Regions from separate parts of the Homo sapiens genome. Here region 1 is linked to region 2. A link is a contact called in ENCODE Hi-C or POLR2A ChIA-PET data. All regions are on one chromosome and are shown on one strand. The core of a region is the stretch at or near the end of the contact, and the rest is flanking DNA. Distances in the headings are between cores, read along the strand shown.

Region 1 (5,784 bases), core at 2,627-5,126, 1.2 Mb before region 2:
TACCCCTGTGCCTGGAAGACAGACCTGGCTAGGCTGATTTTAATGGTTAGGCCCAAGGAAAAGGCCCAAGGGCGGCCCAAACCCCGACCCTGAGATTAAGGCTTTCAAATGTCTGATCGTTTTGATGTTGGTCAGTAGAATCCATCCCACCTTTATCAGGAGACTCCTTTGCCAAAATTCAGAGATCTGGGATTCCTGCTGGTTGCCACAGAGAAAGCCAATCACCGAGATGATTATTGCCAAGGAAGGCGCTTTAATAGGGTGCTGCAGTGGGGGAGATGAGAACTCAGTCTCAAATCCATCTCCCTGACCAACAAAACCAGAGGTTTATATGGCAGGGAAGAAATGTAACAATGTGTAAGAAAACAGGAACTAGGGAGGAGCAAGGAAGCAATCATGATGAATGAGGGGTCCCAGCATCTCATTGTCTGGATGAATTTCAGTTCTTTGATGGCTTTTTTGAGAGGCCTGAAGGTTGTTTCCTGAGGAAGGAACTCAGACGAAACAAATATTAAGTTTCAAGCTTTAAGACCAGCAGGGTCAATTTCTAGGTTTATCCAAAAAAGCTACATATGGGACTACTGGGTGGTTTTCAGACCAAGAAAGAAAAAGACTGTGCAGACCAAAGTCTGCAGTTAACCAAAGAAAAAACATAATTTTCTGACCAATAGGATGTATGGGGCCAGAGAATGACCAGCCTATAGAAGAACTGTTTTTTGTCCTGAGCATAGGGGAAGGATGAAGTTGCACCAACTAAGGTGGAATTAAGCTGCAGATGGGGAAAAATCTGGATTTTGGTTCAGAGCCCTGGGGTCTTCCTCAAAAGTCTCTTTCCTTGAAAGAGGAACCCTGTCTCGGTTTCTGCATCTCTCTGAGTCCTTTTGGAGGTTGAGGATGCTGAGGTCTTGGTGCTTGGCCCCCTCTAACCCTGAGTACTTCCCCTCCTGTGGGGTAACCTGGCCCAGTACCCAGGCCCCAGCTCTGGCGACCATTTCCCCCTACTTTGCTCCTAGCAAAGGCCATTTCTAGGTCAGTCGTGAGGTACAGGCAGAACGGGCAACTTCTTCTGAGATTTTTGGCCCTGGAAGGCCTTGAGCCCTGTGGTCCTGCAGAACTGCTGTCTCCCTCTTTTGGAGAAAGCAGGGAGGAAATGACCTGTGTGGGGGGAATTGTGAGCTGCACCTGCACAGAGGAGCTGAGGCAAGCAGGGCAGTTCTGGTCTGTCAATGTAAAGGACATTTATCATTCAAGAGGTTGGGCTGTTATTATTAATTTTGAATTTTGTCAATACAAACTGAAGGGAAATTTGTCTTCTTACTTGTAGGAACCTCACAAGACCACCCATCTTATATTCCAGGGAGAATTGCTGCGTATTACACAAACTCATAGGTGAGACTGCCGTTCTGACCTGCAGGCCTGGATGCCCTGCACAGGGGCACAGAGCACTGGCAAAGCCCTTCCCATACAAACAGCAAGCATGTTATGTCTACAACCCAACGGCACCAGTTCCAAGTACAATTTCTACTTGGCTGTATGAGCTGAGTACACGTTCCCCCCAGCACAGAAATCCTGCAAACTCCCATGAATGCTATAGTGAAAAGCAGGGGCTGGCCAGGTGTGATGGATCACACCTGTAATCCCAGGACTTTAGAAGGCCAAGGCAGGGCGGATTATTTGAGTCCAGGAGTTGGAGACCAACCTGGGCAACATGGTGAAACTTCAACTCTTAAAAAACAAAACAACCACCACCACAACAAAACCAAGAACAGAAATTAGCTGGCTGTGGTGACTCGTGCCTCTGCTACTCCAGAGGCTGAGGTGGGAGGATCGCTTAAACCAAGATGCTACCAGATAGAGTGAGACTCTGTCTCGGGGAAAAAGACAAACAAAATAAGTCTGTGTAAGAGGTGACTCTGGGGACAGTGGAAAAACACTAAGGTTTTCAAGTGGTGGTAAAAGCCAGTAGGCCTTGGGGACCATTGAGCAGTCTACAAAGCAGGGAAGCCTAGATCCCTGAGCTCCGCCTGCCAAGTACCACCACAGCTAACATGAGAGACCTCTGCCACAGAGACTGAAATTTGCCTCCCAAGGAAACAAGTGACTACAGACATCTGTCCCAGGACAGTAAACAAGGTCTCACAAAAACAAAAACAGCTGACCACACCATAAAATCACTGAGACCGAGCCTGCGACTATAGGCGAAAAAAAAAAGGCTATTATTCATACCGTGAAAGACCAGGGGAAAGTGCAGACACAGTCCCCTACTACTGTTGTGGGAATCAGGAGAACAGAGAGACCAATGGGTGGAACAGGAGGATTTTATTGAGTGCCCTCAGGCCCAGAGGATTAAAATCCAAAGGCTGAGCCCCGAACAAAGACAGGGTTTGACTTTTATACACACTTCAAAAAGGGGGTTGGCTAGTTTGAATGGCATGGTGGGACTATGATGGCACCAAACTCGCGGGGCAGGCAAGAGGGCTTACAGAAGCAGAACAAAGGCAGCTAGTCAAACTGTGACAGGTCTCACGAGGCAAGAATAGCTGGTGACCTTGCAGCTGCACTGAAGGGAAATCAAGAACTTAACAAAACTTGAATAGTGAGAAATGGTAAAGGGAAAAGAGAAGGTAATAAAAGCATTTGCTGTTTCTTGCTCTTATCCTTCCTAGGGATAACAGACTGTTAAGAGAGTCTCCAGAACTCATTTCTCAGCGATGTGGTTTTTCAGAAACTATCTGTTCCTGACCTTGCAGCCAAGCAAGTACAGGAAAATACTTTTTCTTTTTAATTTCTACCTTATTACTACAAGTTACAAAACAGAGGTTTCCACGTTTGGAAAAATAAGAGACAACAACATAGCCATAGAATGCATAGCCCTCAGCCTTACAGTAAACCACTTTGATAACCATAACATGTGCTCTACATACCACACATGTGAACTTCCGCCCCGCCACAGCTCCATACGCCTCACCCTTTACACGCACGGTCACTTGCCCCGAGCACCACCCCAGCCAATCCCCAATCACCCTGAGCCCTCCTAGCCCTAACGCACAGCTAGGACGCTCACGTCCAGCCAGCGGTCCCGGACTTGCTCCTACAGCACGGGAAATCCTTCATGGCGAAGCAGCAGCCCCTGCGCTGCCTCATCTACATAGAAACGCCCTATCGGTGATGTCACCAACAGTGCCTTTCCCAGTCCCCTTCTGTTCTTCCGCCCCACCCTCCTCCACTCAGCCCACCAACCCGGTGCCGCAGCCGGCGGGGGAAGTGACGTCCGCCTGTCCCTCCTTTCTGTCTCGCCCTTGTCTTTTGGGGAGGTGCGCCGAGACCCTGCATCTAGTCTCCCCCGAAGAAGTGATTACTTAACCTGTGTCCTGCGGAGGACCCTTCTGGCGGGCAGCTGGAAGCCTGTGCACCCGTCTTCAAATAATGGCTTTTAATAGCAGACTGGAACGTTTCGGATTACAAAGCAAACCGGACCCTTTCAAACCTGGTTATCTTTGTGAAGTAGCATTCCACTTAAAATTGGGAGCCCTTTAATAACAGAGAGAAATCATGTCTATGAAACTAGAGAAGCTGCTCAGATAACTGCAAACCAGCCATCCTTACTGGTTTTACGAGTAGTAGTGTTATAAAGAAAGTTGTCCAGTTTTATGAGTCTTGTAGGTTTGTTTTTTTGTTTTTCAAATACAGTAGTGTACAAAAAGGAAGCAGAATGTGGTTGCTGTCTCAATGTAATGCCTCGCTGGGCCTGAGAATTTGAAAATAAAAAAGTTCTCTTCTTTCCCCATTCTCCCTTTAGATGAAAAGTCTTTCTTGGCCGGGCGCGGTGGCTGACGCTTGTAAGCCCAGCACTTTGGGAGGCTGAGGCGGGCCGATCACGAGGTCAGGAGATCGAGACCACGGTGAAACCCCGTCTCTACTAAAAATAAAAAAAAAAAATTAGCCTGGCGTGGTGGCGGGCGCCTGTAGTCTCAGCTACTCGCAGAGGCTGAGGCAGGAGAATGGCGTGAACCCGGGAGGCGGAGCTTGCAGTGAGCTGAGATCGCCCACTGCACTCCAGCCTGGGCGACAGAGCGAGACTCCGTTTAAAAAAAAAAAAAGTATTTCTTGAAAGCATTGTCGATCAAAAGCTGTGTCCCTCCTTGCCAGAATGGCTCATTCCCAGATAGTCCTGTCCCACACGGGGGTCAGGGGAGGGAAGGAGACCTCTCTTTTTAACAGCGTCCAAAAGCTGAACTGGTGTGGCATCACAACATGGAAAAAAAAAAAAAAAAAGAGAGAGAGAGAGAGAGAGAGATATCTCGGCCAATTCTATAGTTGCTGTCACTTGTTGAATCATCTCTAGTTTTCAGAGTACCATGAATTTAGTTTCTCAAAAGAAGTAAAACAATGAGAAATACATAACATTAATAATTTGAGTAGTAGAAATATAATGCATACAAGAATGATCATCACAAAGAGAATCTGTATCCTGGAACAGTAAGGGAACCAGGGAACTGGGATTTGATGTTTCAGCCAACTGAAAACATCAGGGAAAACATCAAACCCCATTTCTTCTTTAGTGATTTCTTGCAGCCAAGTGGCTTCTTTTCTGATTTTTTCTAGAGAAGGTTCTACTACATGGGAAATGTATATGTATATGCAACAAAAGGTATTTGCCACCACACATCTCCCTGCTCAGCTAAATGTATCACCTAAAGTGATGTGATTATCTAGTACAACCTTAGCCAGTGACTAAATACCTTTTTATAGAGCTGCAAAAGAGGCCGCAGTTTCATCAGCAATGTTTTTCTTTCTTTTTCTTTTTCTTTCAGAGACAGTGTCTGGCTCTGTGGCTCAGGCTGGAGTGCAGTGGCGCCATCATAGCTCACTGCAGCCTCAAACTCTTTGGCTTAAGTGATTCTCCTGTCTCAGCCCCTGAGTCACTGGGATTACAGGCCAGAGCCACCATGCCTGGTTTTCATCAGCAATGTTTCCTGAGGTTACAAAAAGATTTGTAATCCTGGGAGGAAACACTCCCTTGAAGCAAGTGTTCTCCCCAAAAAAATGCAAGGAGCTATCTTCTTGATAGCCAGGCAGATAATTCTCAGGTTTTGCCCCACAGAATCTCTATCTAAAATAGAGCAGTGGTCATGCCTAGTGAAAAGTTTGAGGGAACTCGCCCAATGTTGGGTTTCTTCAGAGCCATATATATAGATATAACCAAATATCCTAAAAGACACTGCCCTTCATCATTCCATGCCGTTAGACATTTACAGGACCATGGATGGTGATCTCCTCCAGACAAAAATAAATGCTGGTGCAGAACAGGTAAGTGTATTATAATTTGAGTACATCAGCTTTTGGGCATTTTAAACCATGGGTCAGACATGTTAGAGCAAGAGGGCAGGTTGATAGCAAGAGGGAGTGTTTTTCTTTTAATTTTCCAATAGCAAAGTGATGTTTGCCACTGTCATTTCAGAGTGAGGTGACAATTTGTTGTTGTTTGGTTTTGTGGGTTTTTTGTTTGTTTGTTTTTGAGACAAGGTCTCACTGTCACCCAGGCTGGAGTGCAGTGGCATGATCAGGGTTTACTTCTGCTTTGACCTCACATATTCAAGCAAACCTCCTTACTAATCCTCCCGAGTAGCTGGGACTACAGGCACGTGCCCCCACACCCTGGGGTGTGAACTGGGATTTGATGTTTTCAGTTGGCTCTCTAATGGAATAGGTTCCCTTACTCTTCTAGAATCAGATTGTCTTCATGATTATCATTCTTGTGTGCATTATACTTCTACTACGCTG
Region 2 (5,861 bases), core at 3,244-5,743:
AAATGCCAAAGCTGTCGTTGACTTGGACATTTCTCTTTAACAAATCGGCAACCACAGGCTTTACTGGCAGCATCTGGGATGTTTCTGCTACTAGCTCCCTTTCTAGAATTGAATATGAATTGAATTTGCTATTGTTATCATTTCCTTTTTTTTTTTTTTTTTTGAGACAGAGTCTCCCTCTGTCACCCACGCTGGAGTGCAATGGCGCGATCTCAGTTCACTGCAACCTCCACCTCCCAGGTCAAGTGCTTCCCTGCCTCAGCCTCCCAAGTAGCTGGGACTACAGGCACGCGCCACCACACCCAGCTAATTTCTGTATTTTTGGTAGAGATGGGGTTTCACCATGTTGGCAAGGCTGGTCTTGAACTTCTGGCCTCAAGTTATCCATCCACCTTGGCCTCCCAAAGTGCTGGGATTACAGGCGTGAGCCACCATGCCTGGCCTATTGTTATCATTTTCATTTAATCATGTTAATTATTAAACTCTCCAGTTCTCTCTCACCCTCAGGAATTCTGTGTCCATATCAGAACACAGGTTGCCTTGGATTCAGATGGATTAACAGCTGTTTCACCTGTCTGGTGTTATAATGGGTATTCACCATCACAAAATCTAAGTGTGAAAATAGTTGAACTCAACAATACTCCTTGGGGATAGTGGTTGCTTTGAGGGTGTAGTTTCTGGGAGGGGAACGAGGGGCCCTCTGGGATAATGGTCATGTTCTGTTTCTTGGTCAGGGTGCTGGATATGCAGGTGTTTTCACTTTGTGAGAACTCATTAAGCTGTCCGCTCAGGACCTGTACACTTTCCTGTAGGCATGCTTCATTTTCATAAAAAGTTCTAAAGTACTCTTTGCAAATATAGAAATACACAATGGATCTTTCCTTGCAGAAATATGCATCTCATTTTCTTCACGTAAAATCCTTATAAAATGACCAGTAAGACCATTTACTGGTGGTAGGATGCAAGAAAAAAGGCAAAGCAACTCTCAAGGTGCTATATAACACATTTAGGTGAGACTGGCATTCAAGGACAAATCTGACCCCAAGACTGCTGTCCTCAATGTCTACTGCTGTAGCCAAACTAACAGGTTCCTAGTAAAGCAGACACTCTGATTCAGAAAACCAAATGTAATTTATGATGCAAGAATCACATCGCAGTTGTCTCAAACAAACACACAAAGGAAGTGGCTACCAAGAACAAATGGTGTTGTAGAACGACCTTTAGGTGGTGAGGCAGTTGAGCCATCTTCAAACCTTGTAAAATTGAGGAATGGGCTCTTGCACAAAGAAAAAAGCTACCAGTTAAGACTGGGCCAGGATCCATGCTAAACACTCTACATGTTTATTAAAACTTCACCATGCCTGTAATCCCAGCACTTTGGGAGGCCGAGGTGAGCGGATCATGAGGTCAGGAGATCGAGACCATCCTGGCTAACACGGTGAAACCCCGTCTCTACTAAAAATACAAAAAAATTAGCCGGGCATAGTGGCGGGCGCCTGTAACCTGTAGTCCCAGCTACTCGGGAGGCTGAGGCAGGAGAATGGCGTGAACCTGAGAGACGGAGCTTGCAGCGAGCTGAGATCACGCCACTGCACTCCAGCCTGGGTGACAGAGCAAGACTCCATCTCAAAAAAAACAAAAAACAAAAAACAAACAAACAAAATCTTCATAACACAGCCTGACCAATATGGGCGAAATCCCATCTCTACAAAAAATACAAAAAGTAGTCGGGCACGGTGGCTCATGCCTGTAATCCCAGCACTTCGGGGGGCCAAGGCAGGCAGATCACTTGAGGTCAGGAGTTCAAGACCAGCCTGGCCAACATGGGGAAACCCCATCTCCACTAAAAATACAAAAATTAGACGCTGGGCGCCGTGGCTCACGCCTGTAATCCCAGCACTTTGGGAGGCCGAAGCGGGCAGATCACAAGGTGAGGAGATCGAGACCATCCCTGGTTAACATGGTGAAACCCCGTCTCTACTAAAAATACAAAAAAATTAGCCGGGCGTGGTGGCCGGCGCTTATAGTCCCAGCTACTTGGGAGGCTGAGGCAGGAGAATGGTGTGAACCCATGAGGCGGAGCTTGCACTGAGCGGAGATCAGGCCACTGCATTCTAACCTGGGCGACAGAGCGAGACTCCGTCTCAAAAAAAAAAAAAAAAAATTTAGCCGGGTGTGGTGGCGCACACCTGTAATCCCAGCTACTCGAGAGGCCGAGGCAGAAGAATCGCTTGAACCTGGGAGGTGGAGGTTGTAGTGAGCCGAGATCACACCACTGCCCTCCAGCCCAGGCAACAGAGCAAGACTCTGTCTCAAAAACAAACAACAACAACAACAACAACAAAAAAACACTCCACAACATCCCTAATTTTATCCCTGCTTTACAGATGAAGAAACTGGGCATGGAGAGGTTAATAAGCCTGACCAAGGTTACAGGGTTATTAATTTGGCAGGGCGGGGATTCAATCAGGCAGCTGGACTCCAGAATCCATGCTCCTAACAATGATGCTGCCCATGGCTTTGGTTGTGATACACCCAGGGATGGGTTTGCAGTTTCTAGTGTGACATTTTCTGGGGTGCATTCCAGCTCAATAAGTGTCCTTGTCCAAACACCTACAATTATATGCACCTCAACAAACACACCTAACTCATAAGTGACAGCCTGACTTACAAAGTGAATCTCTGCCTTCAAAAGACTCATGCTTATACATGTGACAGCGTGCCCCATGTCTACTGCCTCTCCATCACAGACTTTCTCCATTCATTTGTTTGAAATCCAAAGACAAACGCCGGGCCTACCTAAAGCCACAATCAGCCCAGATTAGATTAGAAAGGTCACCTGTGTTCCTTTCTCTTCCATTAGGAAAGATGTACTGCTTCTCAACAAAGTATTTGCTCATCCTGCCCTCCTTGAGTAAGCAAAAACCATACCCCATTACATTAGCAAAGCTCAGTAAAACTACGTAAAACTCTTGTTGGATCTCTGCAATGTTACTTTAGCTGTGCTTTTAGAGGAATGTTTTCAGTAAGGGCAATTCGAGAATCTATTTTCTTTTTAAGTCACATTTATCTTTATGAAAGGTAAAATAGCTTGCCTGTGTTGCTTTTGAGGAATCTCAGTGGGAAAACAGACAATTATTTAAATATGATGGTTGATCTAATTAATTCTATCCATTTTGCTTCTTCAAGTAAAATAAGCTGCTGAGTCCCTCACCCAAGCCATTTTCTTTCTCTTTTTTCTTTCTTTCTTTCTTTTTTTTTTTTTTTTTTTCAGTTTCTGAGACTATCTGGTGAGCCAGGAATTCAAATTACACAAACACACACACAGAGAGGGAGAGAGAGAGAAAAATCCATTCTGATTTGGCCATTTAGGTTTTCAGTGAATATGGATTCTTTTAAATTTATTATTATTATTTTTATATCCAGCCCAAAAACGTCAGAATATGGATTCTACCTTCTAGCACGGACCCTTTTGCGGATATGCCAACTTCATCACAAATACATGCCCTTGACAGGTATGTACTCATTTCTACCTGGAATTGGGACAGTGATGTTTACTGCGGCAAGCCCCACAGCAAGGTGTCTGTGGTGTCACCCGGTTCCCCGGATCAGCATCCAAAATGCAATCCCCATGTACTTCAGGTTCTTATAATCAAAGCCCCTAGTGAACCTCTTCAAAGCTACCATCCTTGAGCAAGATTATTCAGGGGACTTCCCAGGAGCAGAGGCAATGTCGCCGGGACCCAGGCCATGGGAAAGTGAAGTTGCTTATCACTGGCCTCCACCCTGACTGCCAGACCCTGGGCGACGCCAGCCTGGCGGGGGGACCCGGGGATGCAGCGGATTCCACAGGAGGCTGCATGGGGTTCCTTCAGGAGCTCCCGGGGGCGCCGCTGCCCCAGTGGGGGACCGGAGGGTCGCTGACCCCTCTCCGGGAGGGCAGGGCCCCGGGCCAGGTTTGGGGAAGCTCCGAGGATGCTGACCTCAACTTTGTTCTTTAAAAATAGCTCCGAGGCCGCGGCGCTCACGTGAGCGGCGCCGCTTCCCCTCTACCGGCCCGGGGCTCCCGGCCGCTCGTCGCCCCCCGGGTCGCGGAGGGGAAGGGCGGGGGGCCCCGGCCCGGGAGAGCGCCGCCGGAGGGCGTGGGGGGCGCGGCGAGGAAGGGGCCCCGGCCGGGAGGGAGGCCGCGCTCACCTTCTTCACCGACAGCGAGATGTTCTCCAGGATCCGGTCCTTCACCTCCCCCGGCTCCATGGCGCTGCCACCGTCGCCGCCACCGCCACCGCCACCGCCGCCGCCGCCCCGCCGCCGCTTCCCGCGCCGGGGGCCGGGGGCCGCCGCCAACCGCTGCCGCCGGCCGTACGGGGGCTCCGTCGTGCCGGCCGCGGGGCCCGGCGCCCGCCGCCCGGCCCTCGCCTCGCCTGGGCCCTCGCTCCACCGCGGCCCGGAGGCTCCGGAGCGCGGCCGGCGGGGAAGGAGGCCGCGGGCTGTGCGCCGCGGCGGCGGCGGCGGCAGGAACTGATGTCAGGCGGGGCGGCGCCAGGGCCCGCCTGCGCCTGGGGACTCCGGGGACCCGGAGACCCGCACAGACCCTTGGCCGCGGCCCTCCCCAGAGACCCCGAGACCCGCCCCCAGCCCTCCTCAAGTCACAGACTCTCCCCGGCACCCCAGAGACACCCTCAGACCCCAGGGACGCCAGAGACCTCGACCCCGCCTGCCGGGGACCTCGGGGCTCCTCAGAGACCCTCCCCAAGCCCTCCTCAGCCCACAGATTCCTTCAGGGACCCCAGAGACACCCTCAGACCCCAGGGACTCCGGACACCCCGACCCCGCCTGCCAGAGACCCCCACAGACCCTGGGACCCCGGCCCTCCTCGGAGACCCTCCCCCAGGCCTCGTCAGCCCACAGATTCCCTCAGGGACCCCAGAGACACCCTCAGACCCCAGGAACTCCGGAGACCCCGACCCCGCCTGCCCGGGACACCGGCCCTCCTCAGAGACCCTGGAGACCCTCCCCCTCAGCCCTCAGGCCATAGACTCCCCCCTGGGACCTCAGAGACACCCTCAGACTCCAGGGACTCCGGAGACCCCAACCCCACCTGCTGGGGACCCCCACAGACCCTGGGCCCCCAGCCCTCCTCAGAGACCCCCAAAGACCCCGAGGCACTGGCCCTCCCCAGAGACCCTGAGACCCTCCCCACAGCCCTCCTCAGCCCACAGGATCCCCCCACAAAACCCCAGAGACTCCCACAGGCCCCAAGGACTCTGGAGACTCCGACCCCACAGGCCAGAGACCCCCACAGACCCTGAGACCCCGGCCCTCCTCAGAGACTCGAGACACCCACAGACCCTGGGCCCCCTCCCGCCGGCCCTCTTTAGTCCACAGACCCCTCCTTGGAGACCCCAGTGCACCCCACTAACTCTGGCCAGGGACCCCAAGACCCTCTTAGCCTGCAAGCCCCACTTATCTTCCTCCCCTTCCTTAGCCCAGCCACCCCCTCAATGTGCAGACCCAGGCCCCCTGGCTTTCGCAGCCTGGAGGACCCAGCACCCCCACCGGGTCAGCCTAGACTCCAGTCCCCAGCCCTAGACCCTCCCTGGGCCCCCTGGCCCTCCACAGCCTCCCCTCCTCAGTGCCTCACCCTCAAGGCCCAGTCCTACATTTGAGGTCCCTGGTGTTCCTCCCCACCCCCAAAACACACCCTCCTCACCTTCAGCCCCAATGCCCCATTCCCACTCCTTATCCTTATCCCTCTTCTTCAGCCCCACGTATCCCAAGGGCCTCAACTCCCTCAGCCCCTGAAACCCACCGTAACAACTCTCTTCCCACACACCCTCCTCAAATCCACCATCTCATAAAGC

The links. Hi-C counts contacts between places; a loop is a spot of excess contacts on that map. ChIA-PET counts read pairs that join two places held with the same protein, here RNA polymerase II (POLR2A). Pooled maps may share reads with other maps.
Region 1: a loop to region 2 is called in a map with no recorded cell type, with 5 times the contacts of the local background. The contact joins the enhancer-like site here to the promoter of PLEKHM2 in region 2. A Hi-C loop is called at or near these places in 1 of 37 single-sample maps with no recorded cell type and 2 of 50 pooled maps. POLR2A ChIA-PET finds 5 or more read pairs at or near these places in 1 of 52 experiments (activated T-cell).

Annotation. Positions count from the first base shown.
Region 1 is chr1:16,902,342-16,908,125 of GRCh38, reverse strand. No RefSeq gene overlaps it. Among named protein-coding and RNA genes, the nearest start is that of RNU1-2, 9.3 kb to the right of the region's middle. RefSeq lists a silencer at 2,518-2,812 and enhancers at 2,553-3,192, 3,349-3,398, 3,499-3,548, 3,193-3,832, 4,019-4,298. Within about 2 kb of position 3,876, at least 41 of the 41 ENCODE cell types and tissues checked have a DNase peak (open chromatin) inside an H3K27ac peak, as active enhancers do.
Region 2 is chr1:15,682,952-15,688,812 of GRCh38, reverse strand. PLEKHM2 (pleckstrin homology and RUN domain containing M2) reads right to left here and starts at 4,493. Exons shown (of 20, transcript NM_015164.4): 1 at 4,195-4,493. The coding sequence starts at 4,254. RefSeq lists an enhancer at 3,510-3,569 and silencers at 3,800-3,869, 4,390-4,469, 4,560-4,639.